Linked DNA regions of Mus musculus: region 2 is linked to region 1. A link is a loop called in an ENCODE intact Hi-C map of the cell type or tissue named here. Cell type or tissue: heart. All regions are shown on one strand. Each heading gives the region's core, and the rest is flanking DNA. Links, peaks and the distances in the headings are about the cores only.

What was found. A loop is a pair of places that touch in the nucleus more often than their neighbours do. Peaks named below come from ENCODE experiments on the same cell type or tissue, not always from the same donor. Only the 100,000 strongest peaks of a DNase experiment are listed, where the experiment ranks them.
Region 2: it touches region 1 in a loop (8-fold over the local background); 1 of 42 quality-filtered maps calls a loop at or near these places.

Annotation. Positions count from the first base shown.
Region 1 is chr3:57,445,741-57,452,022 of GRCm38, reverse strand. No RefSeq gene overlaps it. Among named protein-coding and RNA genes, the nearest start is that of Tm4sf4, 23 kb to the right of the region's middle. In heart, for the core only: CTCF peaks have their summits at 3,116, 3,324 (motif pointing right) and 3,940 (motif pointing right); no DNase peak of the experiment used is centred there.
Region 2 is chr3:57,289,543-57,295,824 of GRCm38, reverse strand. Tm4sf1 (transmembrane 4 superfamily member 1) reads left to right here. Exons shown (of 7, transcript NM_008536.4): 3 at 743-1,213; 4 at 2,723-2,812; 5 at 2,900-3,045; 6 at 5,956-6,136. The coding sequence starts at 1,037. Among named protein-coding and RNA genes, the nearest start is that of Tm4sf1, 9.3 kb to the left of the region's middle. In heart, for the core only: a CTCF peak has its summit at 2,851; no DNase peak of the experiment used is centred there; H3K4me3 peaks cover 416 bases; H3K27ac peaks cover 745 bases.

The DNA of each region.
Region 1 (6,282 bases), core at 1,230-5,229:
TGAACCGTCACAGCAGGGTTCTCAGGGCCATGTCCAGTGACACACTTCCTCCCTCAAGGCCATACCTTTGAAATTTCCCAAACTGCACACATGCCAAACAATATTTGAGATAATTAGAAGACACATAGAAAAGCAGTACTGCAAAAATGGGCAAGAGTTTGTAAGGAAGGTTGGTTGAACAAGTTGTTTGCCAGTTAATTAATGGAACAACGTCTCAACAATTTCGTGTAGTGGGTGAGTGGCGTAGGATGAATAGATCTATGACAGGCACTGCAGCTGACACTGCTCAGGAGTTTCCTCCCTCCTCCCCCTGTCCTTCTGTCTTGGTCTGTCCTACTGTCCTACTCCTTTTATTTTCTGGTGTAGATGCTGCTTCTTCCTCCCCGTGTTTCTTCTTCCAGGTGCCTAGAAGTCCCACCTCTATCTCTCTGCCCAGCCATTGACCATTGGCTCTTTATTGAGCAATCCAAAACCAATTAGGGACAACGACCTTCAACATCTGGACATGCAGATTTCTGATTTGGGGGCCAAATCAAGACAAAGCATTGGAACCAATTCCCAACAGAATATTTGTATATAACACCTGTGCCTCCTTTCCTACATTTTAAAGCAGCCCTAAATTGTTTATAATACATGAGATATCAGTAGCTATTGGATTGTTTGGGGAATAATGACAAGTGGAGAAGTGTGAATTCCGGAAATGAACTAGTGGGCAAAAGGAGATGCAAAAATAGAAGGAAAGAGTGGTGTGTGTGTGTGTGTGTGTGTGTGTGTGTGTGTGTGTGTGTGTGTGTGTGAATATGTATATATGTATGTTAGTAGCACAGCTTGGAATCATTTAGGCAGAAATGTCACCTTTATCCTACTGAACAACATTTCTCTAAAACCTTTCTTCTGGAAGTCAGGTACCAGGACCATTCTCAATTTTAAAAAACAACAAAAAGGAGAGACAGGTTTATATCTGTCACCTTTAGAATTCACTTAATTTGGGGGGGTCTCATTTTTTATTGTCACAACTTATGAACCATAAGCAGTGAAATCCTCTTCTTTGTTGTCTTGGTTAGCATGTGAGTAGGTTTTCTATATCTGGAAGATGGGACTTGGTGGCATTTATATACACTCATTTTCTTATAACCCACTTGTTAGTCTCCTATTTGTAACAGATTGAAGGCTGAGAATATGGCAATATTTGTGTGTGTGTGTGTGTGTGTGTGTGTAGACGTGTGTGCCATTGAATGTGGATGTCAGATGAGAATCTCAGGGGTTGGTCAGTCATTTGCTTTCCATGTTGTTTGGTACAAGGTCTCTGGTTTGCTGCTTGCTTGTGTCAGTCTAGCTGGCACAAGAGCTCCTGGGAACTGTCCTGTCTCCACTTTTCATCTCACCTTGGGCATGGTGGGATTACACAGGATCACTACCTCCCCCAACTTTCCTGGATTCTGGGGACAGAACTCAGGTCTTCACACCTGCTCAGGGAGCCTTTTATCTAACATCTTAGTTACTTCTTTTTTTTTTTTTGGCTTTTCGAGACAGGGTTTCTCTGTGTAGCCCTGGCTGTCCTGGAACTCACTTTGTAGACCAGGCTGGCCTTGAACTCAGAAATCCGCCTGCCTCTGCCTCCCAAGTGCTGGGATTAAAGGCGTGTGCCACCACCACCCAGCTCTTAGTTACTTCTTTATTGTCACAACATAACACCACAACCAAGGCAAATTATTATTATTATTTAAAAAGAAGCATTTACTTTGAGACTGCTGATTCCATAGGATGGTAGAGTCCATAACCATCAAGGTGGGGAACATGGCAGCCAGCAAACAAGCATGACTGGAGCAGTGGCTGAGAGCTTACATCTGATCCACGAGCTCCAGGCTGTGGGCAGGGGATCCGGTTTGGGGGTTAGAGATGGCTAACTGGGAATGACATAGACTTTTAAAACCTCAAATCCCATAGCGACACACCTCCTCCAATAAGGCCATGTGTCTTTATCCTTCCCACACTACCAACTGGGGTCCAAGCATTCAAACATAGGAGCCTGTGGGGCCCATTCTCATCCAAGCCTCCACATCCACTGAGCCATCTCTCCAGCTGGAGAATTTGACATTTTGACCACAGCTTTGTTCTGCATAAATTACAAACCAAATCACAGAGCATTTTATTACTACACAGACAGGAGACCCGATCTTTCTTCCCATCATTAGGATGAAAGGCTCCATCAAACATCTGGGTAAGATGATGTGAGTTAATTTGTGGGGTTTGCAAAAATTAATAGTAATTAACCCCTGATACCCTGGGTGGGGGTGGGGGTGGGAGTCATCTGTAGGATCACCCCAGAGTCAAATAAGAGCTTCAGAGAAGCAAAATGAGAGTGCAATATTAATGAAAAAAAAATCCAGAACACTTGATGCAGCATATGGAGTTCTGTAGAGATGGTGTGTATGTGTCAATGGAAGGTGTGGCAGTCTGAATAAAAATGGCACCCATAGACTCGTAGAGAGTGGACTTATTGGAGTAGGTGTGGCCTTAGTGGAGGAAGTGTGTCACTGGGAGGGTGGGCTTTGAGGTTTCAGAAGTTCAAGACAAGCCTAGTGGCTCACTCTTCCTGCTGCCTGAAGATCCAGATGTAGGACTCTCTGCTACCTCTCCCGCAGCCTATCTGCCTACTGCCACCATGCTTCCCACCATGATGACAATGGACTAAACCTCTGAACTGTAAGCCGGTTTTTCCTTTATATGAGTTGCCAGTGGGTATGGTGTCTGTTTACAGCAATAAAATCCTAATGCAAAGGGCACATGTGGGCAGTCTCCTTGACATACCTCCCCTGGGCTTCATTCCTCCAGCCAGTTCACGCATTCAGTGTCGTGCAGTTCTTACTACGTCTTAACCGAGTTTGTTAAAGTTTAGTTTCTTTATAAAATTAGCATAAGCAAGGGTGGACAATGAGAACATGGCGAAGATAAAGAGCATTGACTTGTGTAAGACACCAGTGACGTGGTCAACACACACCTTCCTTTCCTTTAGAGTATTTCCCCCCTCTCCAGGCTTCTCACGGCACTTAACATTATCTAAGGAAAGAGACTTAACTTGGTTCCCAACTGCAGTGCTTTATTATGAGTCAGAGATTTTTGTCTGCAGGTGAACCCTCAACCCTTTCATTTCTGGTTGGTTTGGTTTTTTTTTTTTTTTTTTTTTTTTTTTTAATCACTGCCATTCCTCATACTTTGTGGTTTTTTGGAGATGCGTTTTTTCATGGGAAGCTACTGGAGAAAAGTTGAATTCTACAGGAAGGTACCTTGGACGAAATTGCAGCCATTTAGTGGCTGAGCAGAGTGGCCACTAGAGGGCAGCAAATAGTCTTGTCTATGTATGAAGGCAACTCTGGCTCAGAGCACAGAACACCACAGAAAAGGAAAAGACATGTGGGACAGACATTTTGGCGTCCTTCTTTGCATTTAACTGTACATTCTTTGATGGAGAGATTTGTGGATTTTAGTGCTAGTGAGGTTATTAAAGACAAAGGAAACCGGAAGGAATAAAGTTTCTATAAGAGCAGGTTCACAGCGGTGTTGATGGCTCTCCTGCTATAGACATCTTAAGTCTTTAGCATAAAATTAGACTTCTTGGCTCTGCAGGAGGCCGAGGGATGGGGTTTCTCTGTTACTCAGTCAGCCAGAATGCCCTCACATTTGAGAACCACTACATTTACAGAAAGTGGGTATGTTTGCTTGCTTACTGTTTAGTTTATGACACATACAAGTATGGCTGTTCTGCATTACTGAACACACATAAACATAAAAATTAAAAACACAGACACCAAATTGAAGTTTACATGGCAACTTTCCACATGGCATCTGGAGGACAGTGGGAAGAACAGATGCTAATTAACACTATCTAAGTGACCATTCTGGTGTCATGATTTTGTTTTACTCCAGCAGTCAGTAGGAGGCAGCATGAGTCTCTGTAGAGGTTTTATTTTTGCTTCAACGATGTCCTCTGAAGTTCTATCTTTATCTCCCCCTCTCTGTTTTTCTGCCATCTCACAATGTAACATCTTTAAAGATTGACTTTTGTGTATATGACTCTTTTGCCTACATGTATGCCTGTGCACTATGTGCATGCTTGGTGCTCTTGGAGGCCAGGAGAAGGCACTAGACCCCCTGGAACTGGTTGTCTGGAAGAGAAGTCAGGCTTCTTATTGACGGAGTTATCTCTCCAGTCCCCCATTACTAACATTTGATGTTTGAAAATGTCATATTTTACTACATATGATCTTAAATGTTCCTCAAGGGTCCATGTGTTAAGGGCTTTCTGTTTCTCCTGAGCAGGATAACTTAGTTCCATTAACATAACAGGGTTAATATCTCTTTTTAATGATCACTTACTGCATGCCTGGCCCAATGCTCAAAAGAAGCACATGCAGAGGAGCCCCCACTCTGTAGGGGAGGAAGGAGACTATACGAGGTCTGGGGTCACCCAAGTGTTTACCCAGATTTCAAAGGAAACGGTGAGAGGCCAGGCCATGTGTGGTAGGACTGAGGTCCCTGCAGGTGCTGAACAAACTATGGGAGTATAGCCTAAGATACTGTGGGGACAATCCAGGAATGTGGAATGTCCCCTGAAGAAGACTGCAGGCAGCGGCCATACCCGATCAACCGAAAGAGAGAAGCCACTTGGGCCACAAGTGGTGAGACTGTAAGTGGGCAGGAAAGGAAAGAATTGTAGGTGTTATGATATGGTATATACAGGGAGTCCTGGGAGCGTGCGGTGGAACTGGCTGCAGATATCAAGGTTGAGAAACCCTGGCCAGGCTTAAGTAACAACACAAGGGGCTGGTGAGATGGCTCGGTAGGTTAAGGTGCATGCTACCAAGCTTGATATCCTGGGTTCCATCCACATGACAGATGAAAAGAGCTGACTTCTCAGAGTTGTCCTCTGACCTCTACACGCAAACCTCCCTACATGCACAATCACTAAAAGTAATTCTTAAAAAGAAACAATACAAGAAAACTAAAACCCACTTCCCTCCTCCAAGGTTGGCCTGGAGACTTTGTAATGTGTAACCTGGGCTCAGCTGAGTGACAGCTCCTCATCCCAGCTTCAAGGGTTGCCTGGCAGCACACTAACCAGATAGGACTCTTGAGCTCCTGGTGGGCAGGGGGAAGCAGCAGCTACCTGTTAGCTCGTATGGACTATTGCTGATCCATGACCTCACCTCTATAATATACACACTGGCTCTTCAACTCTCCACTTTCCCAGGATTCCCCTTAATGCCTCTGACCTTCAAGTCCTGTGATAAAGGCTTCTCATTTCTACAGGACACGCATATCATGTATATCACAAGAATAAAGAACAGCATGTTACTCCATCCACATGAGCTCCACATCATGCCTGTGTTTCAACCACCTCTTGTTCTGTCTGATTTTTTAAAAATTTTGCTTATTTTTTAAAAATATTTATGTATTTATTATATGTAAGTACACTGAAGCTGTCTTCAGACACTCCAGAAGAGGGAAACAGTTGGGTGCTCTTACCTGCTGAGCCATCTCACCAGCCCCCTGTCTGATTTTTTTTTTTTTTTGGTTTTCGAGACAGGGTTTCTCTGTATAGCCCTGGCTGTCCTGGAACTCACTTTGTAGACCAGGCTGGCCTCGAACTCAGAAATCAGCCTGCCTCTGCCTCCTGAGTGCCACCACGCCTGGCTGTTCTGTCTGATTTTTACATCCATATCTGACTGCCTTACTGACAGCCTACAGTGAGGACCTCCTGCCCCACCATCAGACATGAAGACAGCAATCTGACTGCTTAACTGATCTTCATAATTAAGTTGTTGCAAGTGAAGTCACTGCAACAAGTATGTGTGTATTTATATACACACATAAGCATTTTAGAATTGCTATGGTGTGTGTTACAAGAATCCTGGGGGCTGCCTTGTAGTCACCAGATGATACCAGAAAAATCAAGGTCCCTTCCAGAGGTTCTTAGTAAATTAATAGTGGACTCAAATGGAAGCTCAAGAAAATAATTTATTAGAGTTTAAAATAAAACCCCAGGGCAGGCATGCTGCCAGTCTCTTTAGATGCCTGGAGGAGGGGGAAAAAAAAAGCCATGCTATTTGAATTACTGGTCTGGAGGTCCTCCACAGATACTGGCAGGCAGCCACGTGGCAGGGAGGGAGGGAAGGAAAGAGGGAGGGAGGGAGGAAGGGAGGGAGTAAGAAATTCCAAATCAGAAAAAGAATGTTTAGGTTTTGTCTAGCATTTGAAAGAAAAGGACATGGAGAAAGGGGG
Region 2 (6,282 bases), core at 1,270-5,269, 160 kb after region 1:
GGTTCCGGTTTTCCGGCATTTACATTTATTTATTTCTTCAGTCCAGTTGGGAATGTGACCTCTTCACTTATTGTTAGTCTCCGTGCTGTTTAGTGGCTAGATTGTATCCTTTTCTATAGCTTTGAGATACCACTGATCTAAGCTGGAGTCTCTAGATTCTTCAGTTTTTCTCAGCTTCCTTATCTGACCTACCAAGGAAGGGCAAATGAGTCCCCTCTTCTTCCATCTTCCACCCTAAGCCGTGCCGTGGGCCTCCTTCACCTTTTCTGGCACTGCTTTGCTACACGGCATTAGTCAGGAATGTTTGAGCTGTTGTGTTGTTGGATACCATCTCTCTCTGAGGCAGATGCCCTCAGCCGCGCTGACCCAGGGAACCCAGCTATGGGATCTGTCCTGCCTAGCTAGCCGCAGGCAGAGGAAAAGAAGCCACTCTGTAATTTTCCCAGCAGCCTCCTTAAATCTGTGGGTGACAGCTTGGACACGTTGCCTCGATCAGACACGGAAATGAGCTCAGAGCTTAGGAAACTTGCCCCAGGTCGCAAATTAAATTCGTGTCAATGTAGAAGTGAACACAGCCTCAGACTGGAAACGGTCCAAAAGGCTGCAAGAGAGAGATCACAGCTCTTTCCAAGGCCCAAAGCATCCGTCTCTAAGCAGTTACTGGAAGACTGTGCCAGACTTCCCCTTCGTCTTTATCCTGTGAGCAAGCGGTATAGTGGATTAGTCATTTTCTCTCTTGCAGGTGACTGAGGATGTTTCTCACATCCTACTACTGGTTTCGTTGTCCCAAGGATTTCATTTGAAGGGCGGGGCACTCCATTACTTCCCTCCACCCCAACCGGAGTCTGAAGTCTGGACCAATGAAAGCTTAGAACCTCGTTTACTGGCACTAAGCACTGGCACTATTTAAGTGTTAGCAGGAATGGGCTGTGAGCATCGGCTTTCTCCACAAAGGGGCACGCTAACATCTGATCTGTGGAACCGCTGAGCTGAAGAAAGGGAACAGAGGAAAGCCTGCAGGACTCCTGGTGCCACTATGTGCTACGTAAAGTGTGCAAGATACATCGGATACTCTCTGGTGTGGGCTGCTGTCTTCTGCATCGTAGCTAATGCTTTGCTCTACTTTCCTAATGGGGAGACAAAGTATGCTACGGAGGACCACCTCAGCCGTTTCGTGTGGTATTTTGCCGGCATTGTAGGCGGAGGCCTGCTGGTGAGTCACTCAGAACTATTATCACTAAAACTTCCTCTCCTCTCGAATGGCAGAGAGTATTCTTCTCATGCGAAGTTTTCTATAATGCCCATCTGTAAAAACTGGATTTTGTCGTTGTTGCTGCGCTCTCTCTTTGAAAGCAGAATATTCTAAGGTTGTGTTAAACTTTTGCTGACCTTATTAGATGTTGCTTTAGTAAAATCTTTTGCCTTAGAGAGAAGTCTCTTTTCTCAGAAGCTTTTACTTTACAGCTTGAAAAATGATCACTGTCCAAGGAGACTTGAGAGACTATCGAGTTTCTGAGTGCGGGAGCAATGGTCAGTCCTCATTTGGAGCTGGAGAGAGTTGGCTGGCTCCGAGACAAAAGTTTGGGGTCTAAATTACTCTCTGCTGCTTACTTTCAGGCATCTATGACATGGGAAAACATTTAGGGAGTGAACTGGTATTTTCTAATAACTGTAAGTGGTCTCCTGAGGTTGGAGTTAGAAGCAGGTTAGCATCTCAGTCTAAGGATGGAATGTGCTGGCTTACTCTCCCTCCCCCTTACAGGTTGTTTGTTGTTGAAGTTGGGAGGAATTTCCTTGGCACAATGGGAGGTGAAGTATTAGTTTCCATCTCGACACAGATGGAATGTAGACACATTTGACTTTGTCCACTTAAAATGCTAGACTTAAGAACTGCAGAGAGAAATTTTATGGAATCGTTACTATTGCAGAGAACACTATCTCCTTTGTCAACTAAAATTAAGACGTTGAAACCTAATGGACTCCTCGTGGCATTGGCGTGGCAAATGTGCTTTGAACTTTTGGGTTTTGTTTTTTGTTTTTCGAGACAGGGTTTCTCTGTATGGCCTTGGCTGTCCTGGAACTCACTCTGTAGACCAGGCTGGCCTTGAACTCAGAAATTCACCTGTCTGCTTCCCAAGAGCTGGGATTAAAGGCGTGTGCCACCACTGCCTGGCATGTGCTTTGAACTTAAGCATCACTATCGTTCATGTTCCCACAATCAGTGCAAATAATACAAGTGAGCATACTCACTGTTTAACATATAGTTAGCATCTACTCTGCTTTGCTGCTTTGGGGCTTAAATTTCAAGTAGCTCATTCTTACATGAAGAGCATCATTGCTGAGTTGAACTGGAGCCTTTGTATCTTCAAAGAAACAGATCATCTTTTTTTTTTTATGAAAAATGTTTACGTTTTCTACGTACTCAAAATGTTTCAGCCGTTCTACTCAAGATTTGATCTTCTATGTTTGATGAGGACAGATTTTACATTTAACAGTGCTGACAGTTCACATTTACAGGTTATTATTTCACACTCTGTGTGCTCACTCACTGTACATGGAAGCAAGCAAATGTAATACTTGCGACTCTTCTTAGGCCTTTACATCATTCATGATATCTGGTTGACCTAATCAGAAGACATAGATATATCTTACAGAAACGCCTGAACCCACCCATAGGGAATCAGGAAAGGCCATGGCTTGATTCTGTTTGCCTTCTGAGCAGATGCTCCTGCCAGCGTTTGTGTTCATTGGGATGGATGAAGAGGACTGCTGTGGTTGCTGCGGCTACGAAAACTACGGCAAGCGATGCTCGGTAAGCCTCCTGGTGCTGCGCCCTGGTGGATGTGCTTCGTTCCTGACACAGGATGGAGGCTCACTTCTTGCTTTTTCCTTTCCATAGATGCTTTCTTCTGTACTGGCTGCTCTGATTGGAATCGTGGGATCTGCTTACTGTGTCATTGTGGCATCACTGGGTTTGGCAGAAGGACCAAAGTGCAGCGATGCCCATGGAGTATGGAACTACACCTTTGCCAGCACTGAGGGACAGTATGTAACTGTTCTTTAACTAGTAACACATTCTTAACCACAATGCTTAAAACTAAGTTATCTATCTATCCACCCATCCAATATTTCCTTACTCCAAATCATGCAGTATGTAAGGCTAGATGGGCAGTCATGAACCTGGGGAAATTCTAATCAGTGAATATACTATTGCATATATTCACTGATTTTGTTCTTACCACGACCGTATGGAGATGCTCCCATAATTCCTTTTCTTTTACAAATGAGAAAAGGAGGCAGGGAAGGATGAAGTGATTTGTCCAAGGTCTCATTGCTAGAAAGTACTAGTGAATCTCTGAATCCAGGTTGTCTGCCTCATAGCGTTTGTGCTCAGCTAGTATGTGCTGCAAACCCCCAATGACACTCAGGTCAAATGTAGCACATTTTACTAGGTCATAGGACAGTATTATAGTATTTTTATGTATTCAAAACCTAGGACAAACAATTCTTCCACCCTATGCCTGCATATTGTGAAGCATGTATAACACACACACCCTTGATTCAAGTTACCAAGAGACAGAGCAAAGGTCTTCCCCACTACTCCAGCTTCAGTGTCGTTAAGAGAGGCCCATTGTCTTATGCTGGGATTTTCTGTTTTTAGTCAGTTATGACAGAAGAACAGAATCAGAAAAGCTGGTGATGGATGAGTATCGATTGTTCTTTCCTGACTTGCCTTCTTTAAAAGAAAAGATATTGTGTGTGTTCGCGTGTGCGTGCATGCGTGTATGCATATGTGAGTGTAGGTTCCAACAGAGTTCAGAATGAAGTGCCAGATATCCCCGGGTTGAGCTCCTTACTCACTCTCTAAGAACAGGAAGGTGTGAACTAATTTTCCCGTCTCTCAGTGACTTCATCTAGAGAATGGCAGTTGTCATGAGCATTAATGAGGCGATCCGTGTGAAATGCTCATGTGATGGCTGACATATTGTGATCACTGTCAGAATTAGTTTAGGATGAACATGAAAGAATGGTAGCCTCTGAAGAAAACCCAGTACTTATTGGAGTTGGAGTCTTAATGCCTCCAACTGTCATCAACTTTGCTCAGAACATAATGTGCTCATAGAAAATGATCTCAGGTGCATACAGGGTTATGTCTATTACTAAACAGATTTTAAGAGCTGTTTGTACATCTGTCTCACTACTCATTTATGCTTCTCAAAAAAAGGTCTTTTTTCTTCTAGATCATTCTTTATTTGAATCTGTTTAGGGATCTCAATACATAGAATAACTAACAGTTCCAAGCCACCGATTAAATTTTCAGTAGCTAAATAGAGCTAAAGAAAATTTTGACTCTGTGTGACCTGAATAACAGCCTTTGTTTTACTGACAAGCAGAAACACGGGGACAGAATGCCATATTCTTGTTCTGTTTTGATTTTTTTAGGGGTGGAGTGGTGGTGGTAAGTTTTGTCTTAAACCAACAAGTTGACTCTCTTATTGGCTCAGTGTACTGTTCCAATGTTAGATGTTTGGTTTCAAGCTGGGGCAGGAAGAAGTGATAAGAAATTGTACCAGGTCTTGTTGTTGGGTTAAGTCACTCCTGGATGTTCCCACATGATTGAATCCTACTTTACGGGGAATCCAAATTCTACTCTGGAGTAGCAGTGGCTGACATGCTAGGAAAGAGATCCAAGGCATGCCTATGTTTGTATGTATGTATGTATGTATGTATCTACATACACACATACACACACACACACACACACACACACACATGTGCGAGAAGAAATTTCTCACGTTGTGTATATATAAAGTCACATATGACCTTAATATGGTCTGGTGATTTTTTAACAAGGAGAGTTCAGGGTGTTATTTATCATTCTGTGATTTTTAAACATACACAATGTCCCAGATACTGTGCTGGTAGCTGGGTGTAAGAAGAATAGGCCCTGCCCCTGCCTGCATGGAACTGAGCCTTGCAGAGTGGGTATAAACAGGTCTTCTCTTGGGAAGGTTTTTTTTTGATGGTAGCCTTTCACTTTGTTTCCCTGATCCCCATACTTGGCATTGATGTTCTCAATCCGTGTTCTTCTGCTGGAGTCCATGTTCTTTCAGAACAGAATGCTCCTTACGGTGCAGCTCTAGCTCAATGTTGCACTCACACAGCAGCAGATCAGCCATCTTGGTCTAATAACTGAATAAAAGGTGCTCTTCATTGCTACAGAGCATGATATCATGAAAGTAAAGAGGCTGAACTCAAATCCTTCTACTTTCTATTGGGAATTAACTTTTTGCTTAAAAATTTAAAAACAATTTATATCAACAAATTTCATTTGAAAATGAAAGCCTCTTGAGTTTTAACTTGGCAGAATTTGGATACTTTTCAAAAGAGGAAAGTGCTTAATATCTTAATAAAGTGATAATTAAGATCCCAAAGTTTAAAGTATACTGTAAAATATATTTTCCAAATAAAAAATTTACTCAATAGCTTGCTCATAGACAAAGATTAAGCAATGATAAACCTGGGTAACAGAACAGAAATATGCTTTGTAAGTTTACTACCCCAGCCTGAATTGTTTCCATTTTTCCATTTTTACTTTTAGTTCACAGCCATATGATACAAGACATGGTGTTAATCATGATGCTAATATATGTTTGCTTTTCTTTCTCACAAGAAGTCATATGTCTTTTAAAGAATATAAAAATCTCTCATGTGTGAATTTTTTAACCACAGAATCCTAGATTGGTGTCAAAATTTGTGTTTTAATTTTATGTTTATCATTGGGATAATCTTTGGGCTAAACCCTTCCATTTGTTGGAACGGTGTAGCTAGCACATAACATTGTGTTAATTCATTTCCATGTTTCTGAATGAAAATCTCTAAACAATAAAGGCAAGTTATGAGATATCCTCTTAAACTGTGGCCACGTGTCTGAAGTTCCTCTTCTGTCCACAGGTACCTTCTGAATTCCTCTATGTGGTCCAAGTGCTATGAGCCCAAGCATATTGTGGAGTGGCATGTGACTCTATTTTCTATCCTCTTGGCTTTTGCCGCAGTTGAATTCATCTTGTGTCTCATTCAAGTAATAAATGGAATGCTTGGAGGCTTATGTGGCTATTGCTGCTCTCGCCAACAGGTGAGAACTTGTGGGACTGTGTGGAGGTCTAGCCCTGTAGTGGCAACAAGGCCCCATTCTTCTCCGTAAAGGCAAAACCAGGCACAGGCAACAAACTAGAACCTACTCTCACTTCATCTTTGTGGGGAGGCATTTCTTACATTCAA